2 separate regions of the Homo sapiens genome follow, and region 2 is linked to region 1. A link is an interaction called in ENCODE POLR2A ChIA-PET data of the cell type or tissue named here. Cell type or tissue: CD4-positive, alpha-beta T cell. All regions are shown on one strand. Links, peaks and the distances in the headings refer to the core of each region. The heading gives the core; the rest is flanking DNA.

Region 1 (2,908 bases), core at 138-2,637:
CAGTGCCTGAGCAATGCCTAGCTCACTAAATATTTGTTAATTGAGCACTATTTCATATACACCTTAGATAGAGAGGCTACAAGCATATATACACACAGGCCTTACATGTTAGGGTGAAAAGGAAGTTGGTTAAAAGAAGAGGAAGACAGGGCCATTGTGTGGGAGCAGGACTGGGGAGTGAGTGGTGGGTGGTGGAGAGTGAGACAGTGGGAGAATGAAGGGAAGACCACTCGCTACACAGACAGTGAGTGTGCTCAACCATGGGTGCTTTGAGAACCAGAGCAGGAAGCCATGAGGAAGCTCTAACATCTGTATCTATCATGGGGTAATGATGTCTTGCAGGGCTATTGTGCAGAATAGGTGGCACAGGGCACGTGAAGCAATGGGCCTGCCCGGCCCTGGCCTCAGTAATACATTTCAACTGTTTACAAGGATCAGCCCTCACCCAGTGCCTACCTGGCTAAAACCAGTGAAGAGCCACATGAGCCCAGAGTGAAGCAAGAATCAGATGAAGAAAAGTTAAGGCACTGCAGATGGTGACATCCTGGGCAACAGATTCAACTGAGAACCAAACAGATTTAATCATTTATTGCAGAAGAAGCAGAGGACTGGACACAATCCCAATCAGAAGATGAAGAGAGTCCCTTGGTAGTGAAGGCCCAAGAAAGGCATGGGGGCAGAGGGGCTTGTAGCTGGCCTTGGGGAAACATCCTGGGTAAGTGTTGTCTTTGCATTTCAGGCAATGACCCAACGAAACGGGACCAAGAAGGAGGCCACTGAGAGAGCTCCTGACTGGACTCCTTGCATCGAAGCATCACACCTTGAGGACAACAGGGAGAGGAAATGGGGTTGGGACTGTAGTGACAGACAAAGCATTTCTTGACTTGGAAAGGGAGCCCAGGGAAGGAGAGGGAGGAGACGGGTGAGTTGGGAAGCCTTCTGCTCACAGAGCCAACCACTTGTCCATCATCTGGAGGCCTTTTTGGTGGCACAGCTGCTCCCCGAGGTTTTGGCAAGGGGATCCTTGAGCTCACTGCCACAGCTGCCTTTGGTCTTGACGTCTGCAGCTGCAGTTTTGTAGCTATAACTGCTTGAGGCGCCAAAGCCCATGCTGAAGCCAGCCCCTCCTGCCCCAGCATTGGTGCTGCTGATGACGGCTGGAATGGATGAGAGAAGACCTCAGCCCCCGTCAGCTCTAGCCCCACGTCAGAGCCCCTTCTTGGGCATCTCGGGCCACCTCCTTTACTCTCGCCCGCAGTGGCTTCCTGCTGAGATGGATTCTCTCTGTTGTGTGTTTCAGTCTACTAAGAGATTTTTATCAGCACTGATCATACAGCTTCAGTTTTCATGCACTTAGCCTCACACATTTTACCTTTTCCTATTAGTGTGTGAATTTCCCCCATGGGCAAGACCAAATGAAGAGAGGCACTTCCCAGGGCCCATCTGGTGCTGCTGGTCTGCTGATGAGGAAAGGGGCCACTGAGGGCCCTGTCTCTCAGCACCACAGCATCTCCACACAGGCTCTCCAGCTTTTACAGCTGAGGACATGCTCTCATTCACTCATTCAACTATTCCATCTCATTCATTCATTCCATCACTCAACCCTTCAGGCCCCTCAATTCCCCTTAACTGCAATCTGAGGCCTTTGCTTTGGTCAACAGAAAAATAATGTCACAATTAAGCATCAATCGTTGGATGATACACTCATGAGTATCATTTGATCTTTCTATAGGTTGTACTTTTGTCTCTCATGATAGTCTTCTCCATCCACTGCTTCCCCTTAGTTACTACAGCCAGCTCCTTCCTTTTTCCCTTAAGTCTCCCCTGAGCCCCCTCTGTCATTCTGATTTCTCTTTTGTGTCATGAATTAAAGGGACTCGGACTTCTGGTAAGGTGACCAAGGGCAGAACTGAGATCTGCAGATACTTACAGATGCTCACAGAATTTGGATATTCGCCAGACATCCTGAAGAAGGAGAAGAAAAACAGGTAAATCCCCCATAAATAATCACCCCAACCACCTGGAAGTCACCTCTGTGAATAAGCCTCTCCACGCAGAATGTGCCTTCCCAAACCCATCCTAGCCTCCTTTCTTCCCACACATCCCAGTGCGACCCCCACCAAGAAATAGAAAACTGAGATGAAAATCTGCTGCAAGGAGTCAGCCCTCCATCAAGACCCTTTAGAACTGCTTGCTGTGTGGGATCATTAGGCCTCCACTTCCCTCTAGTCATGCCACTGTTCTTAGACGATTAAGAAGAATGAGCTTACCTCCCCATTGGAGCCCCAGGCTTTGCTGGAGCGACCTTGAACTTGGACAGCCCTTAGAGGCCATCTTGCTCCTCCCCCCACCCACAAAAATGCACCATGAACGGTCGGGGATGCTGTTTCTCAAACATTGCCGGCATTAATACCTCCTCTCCCACAGCCTTTGGGATTTTTTACAACTTGGTCTTTCTTGCTGTCTAACTTTGGCCTTCCTAATCATGTGACAAGCCCATTTGCTGTATGGTTTTACTTCAGTAGGACCTAAACAGGACCAAACTGTTTGCCTTGGAGCTTCCTACCAAAGCAGAGAGAAAACTGGTCCCGACACAAGGGTATCCGGCCCCTCACCTGCACTCCTCGCTCTCCAGCAGCTTGCGGTAGGTGGCGATCTCCATATCCAGGGCCAGCTTCAGGCTCACGAGCTCCTGGTACTCACGCAGCATCCGTGCCAGCTCCTCCTTGGCCTGGTGCAGGGCGCCCTCCAGCTCATCCAGCTTGGCCCGGGCATCTTTCAGGGCGCAGTCCCCCCGCTGTTCAGCGTCGGCGATGGCCGTCTCCAGATCGGCACACTGAGGGGCAAACAGATCCAGCACTTAAGAGTCAGAGCCCAGTTCTGAGATCTTGCTTGGACAACCTCCCCT
Region 2 (2,908 bases), core at 210-2,709, 110 kb after region 1:
AAATGCCTTGCAAAAAAATGGGCAGCTTCCTGACTGACTTGGGGTTGGAACCCTTCCAAGACCCAAGTCAGATCCTCAGACTCCTCAGGCCCGAGGCACCTGGATGGAACAGAGCTGGGCTTCACATGCCCACCCAATGGGGCAATTCTCAGAGTGGTTATGATGCAGAGCTTAGGAAGGGTCAGGCTTCAAAAGAATGGAGCTGTCAGGAGGAAACAGGACAGAAGCAGAACTTGCTTGTCTGTTCATCAACTCCTGCATCCACTGCTAAAACAGGCTTCCTTTGGGTAAGGATTCATGACCCTATGCCCTCTGAAATACTTCCACCTTGAGTTGTTTACACAGGGGAGAATGCTTCCTGAAACAGAGGTTCAGAATCAGGACAGTGATGCCTTACAGATATCTGGTGTGGGCAGCAAATCTATACTATCCATCAACATGAGTGTATGAGGCTATGGACCAAGAGGCAGGAATAGGCCGCTGGTGCAGAGGTTTTCCTTACCAAGCTAGCTTGCCCTGCAATCAGCAACTTCCCCCAAAGGGATCATTATGTGGTCCCCAGCAGGGCAGGGGGGCGTGGATTCTTGTTCACAGAGCAGCCCAGGTACAGCAAAGGGAGCTTGGGGTTGAGATACCAACTCTCCATTATGCGCCTTGTCGATGCTCTCTACAGGCTGTTTCTGTTTCCCTCCATTGCTAAACTAGATGCCTGGTATCTTTTAGCACTGGGGATTAATACTTAGCTGCAGTGGCTTGAACTGGGGCATAAGGGCATTCTACTTGGAGGCAGAGGAATGATAACAATGACTTCTCCCTACCTTGCCAACTCACGCAGCCTCTGCCTCTAACTGGAATGTTTGTGCTCACCCTGGGCTACCGATCTTCCAAAAAGGTGGGAGCAGGAACAGCAGCAGGGCCAGCAGAGCGGGGTCTGAGTGAGAATGTGCCTAGCTGTGAATCTGACTGCAAGCCAGTGCCCTCCAAAGAGAGATCTGCTGTTTGGACTTATCCACCCTGCTTCCCCCATTAGAGTCGAATTTATTGGCAAAATTGCTGAGACCCATTAAGAAAAGTGAATGAGAGGGGATCAGGAAGGGCGTGGAGGGGAGGAGTTTGAGGAGAGGGCGGTGAGGGGCAGGCGTGATGTGTGGCAGAAACGAGGCCTCTACTCCAAGATCCGCCTGTGGGAGGTGTTGGTGGAGGTCTGGATGATCTGCACGCGCGAGGATCCGCGGCCGCTTCTGCCGCTCCCTCCGTAGCTCCCGCCACCGCCGCCGCAGCCGCTGCCATAACCGCCTCCACTCCTGCCTCGTGCCCCGCCTCCGCGGTAGCTTCTTCCGCCGCCATAGCCCCCACCGCTGCCGCCGCCGTAGCCTCCTGAGCCGTAGCTGCCGCCGCCTCCCGCGCCGCCGTTGACGCTCACCTGGCTGTTCTGCACGGCTGTGGGTAGGGGACAGTGCACACGGGGTCAGAGGGACCGGGCAAGGCCCCCACCTGCACCCGCCCCTGCACCTGCAGCCTCCTCCATCCTCGATCACCCGTGGCATCGACTTGCAAACCCCATACATTGAAAATTGAAAGTGTTCCTACTTGAAAAGTATTCTTCATACTACAAAGGGATGCCAGGGTTCCTCTCAGCAACACACTTACATTGTTTATTGAATATGTACCCTAAAGAGTTCTAGCCGCTGCTGATTCCTCCTAGGCATCATTTAATAAAAAGGCATCATAACAATTAAGATAAGCAGACCTGAAATCATAACCATTTATTTCAAATGAATTCTTCCAGGCTTTGCCATTACACTTGCTTACTTTGGTGTCTATTGCACAGGACTGGAAGCTAAAATGCCAGACTTTCCGTTCTCTGCTGGCCACCTCCTGGCCCTCCCTCCACCCAGCACCACCAGCCTCTCTCTGCCCCTGGGCTCTGCTACTTACAGATGCTCACATGGCTCTGCAGCTCTCCTGACATCCTGTAAAACCAAAGCACACGGTCAGCCAGACCCACAGGGCCTGAGGAGAGAAGGCTGTGGCCCACAGACATCTGGATCAGAGGTGTCCCCAAGCCTTAGGGAAATGTGTGTGCATGAGCAGAGGTCAGGAAGCCAGTGGGGCAGAGAGAAATTTCAGGGTTTTCATGAAGCCTTTTAGCATTGGGGGTGAATACCCAGCTGCAGAGGCTTGGATTGGGGTATAAGGACATTCTACTTGGAGGTGGAGGAATGATAACAATGACTTCTCCCTATGTGAAGAGGCTTGTCCATTCACACAGCCTCTGCCTCTAATTGGAATGTTTCTGCTCACCCTGGGCTACCAATCTTCCCAAAAAGGTGGGGCTTATCTTTTCTCCAAATAGCCAGTCCCACAGCTTCATGGGTGCATCTCAAGCCTTAGCCCCAGAAACACAGCTGCCAGACCCACCTGCTCTCCTCGCCCTCCAGCAGCTGGCGGTAGGTGGCGATCTCCACATCCAGGGACAGCTTGACCCCCAGCATGGCCTGGTAGTCACGCAGCAGCCGGGCCAGCTCCTCCTTGGACTGCTGCAGGGCCTCCTCCAGGTCCTGCAGCTTCTGCCACGCATCCTGGAGGGCCTGCTCGCCTCTCTCCTCAGCATCCGAAATGAGTGACTGCATCTGTTCAATCTGCTCCAGAGACAGTTGGAGACCATTTAATGGTTAAGTTTCCAGAGCTCGATCTGGCAGGGCATTGTAGGAGGTGCAGGGCTTGGTCAGCCCTCCCTAAGCACCCGTCCCACCTGCTTCTTCACGTTGCTGATCTCTGCCTGCAGCCTCTGGACGGTGCGGTTGAGCTCTGCAATCTCCATCTTGCTGTTCTTCAGGTCGTCTCCATGTCTCCCTGCCGTGATCTGGAGCTCCTGGTACTGGGGCCAAAGGCAGCATCATAGTCA

Evidence for each region. ChIA-PET counts read pairs that join two places held together with the same protein. Peaks named below come from ENCODE experiments on the same cell type or tissue, not always from the same donor. Only the 100,000 strongest peaks of a DNase experiment are listed, where the experiment ranks them.
Region 2: POLR2A ChIA-PET joins it to region 1 with 14 read pairs; 5 of 35 experiments call an interaction of 5 or more read pairs at or near these places.

Annotation. Positions count from the first base shown.
Region 1 is chr12:52,585,016-52,587,923 of GRCh38, forward strand. It overlaps KRT72 (keratin 72), which reads right to left. Exons shown (of 9, transcript NM_080747.3): 7 at 2,616-2,836; 8 at 1,931-1,965; 9 at 574-1,157. The coding sequence ends at 967. Among named protein-coding and RNA genes, the nearest start is that of KRT74, 13 kb to the left of the region's middle. RefSeq lists an enhancer at 23-192 and a cis regulatory region at 108. In CD4-positive, alpha-beta T cell, for the core only: CTCF peaks have their summits at 1,064 and 1,265; a DNase peak (open chromatin) is centred at 1,186.
Region 2 is chr12:52,690,000-52,692,907 of GRCh38, forward strand. KRT77 (keratin 77) reads right to left here. Exons shown (of 9, transcript NM_175078.3): 6 at 2,756-2,881; 7 at 2,422-2,642; 8 at 1,939-1,973; 9 at 1-1,440. The coding sequence ends at 1,166. Among named protein-coding and RNA genes, the nearest start is that of KRT1, 11 kb to the left of the region's middle. In CD4-positive, alpha-beta T cell, for the core only: no CTCF peak of the experiment used is centred there; a DNase peak (open chromatin) is centred at 1,332; H3K4me3 peaks cover 1,004 bases.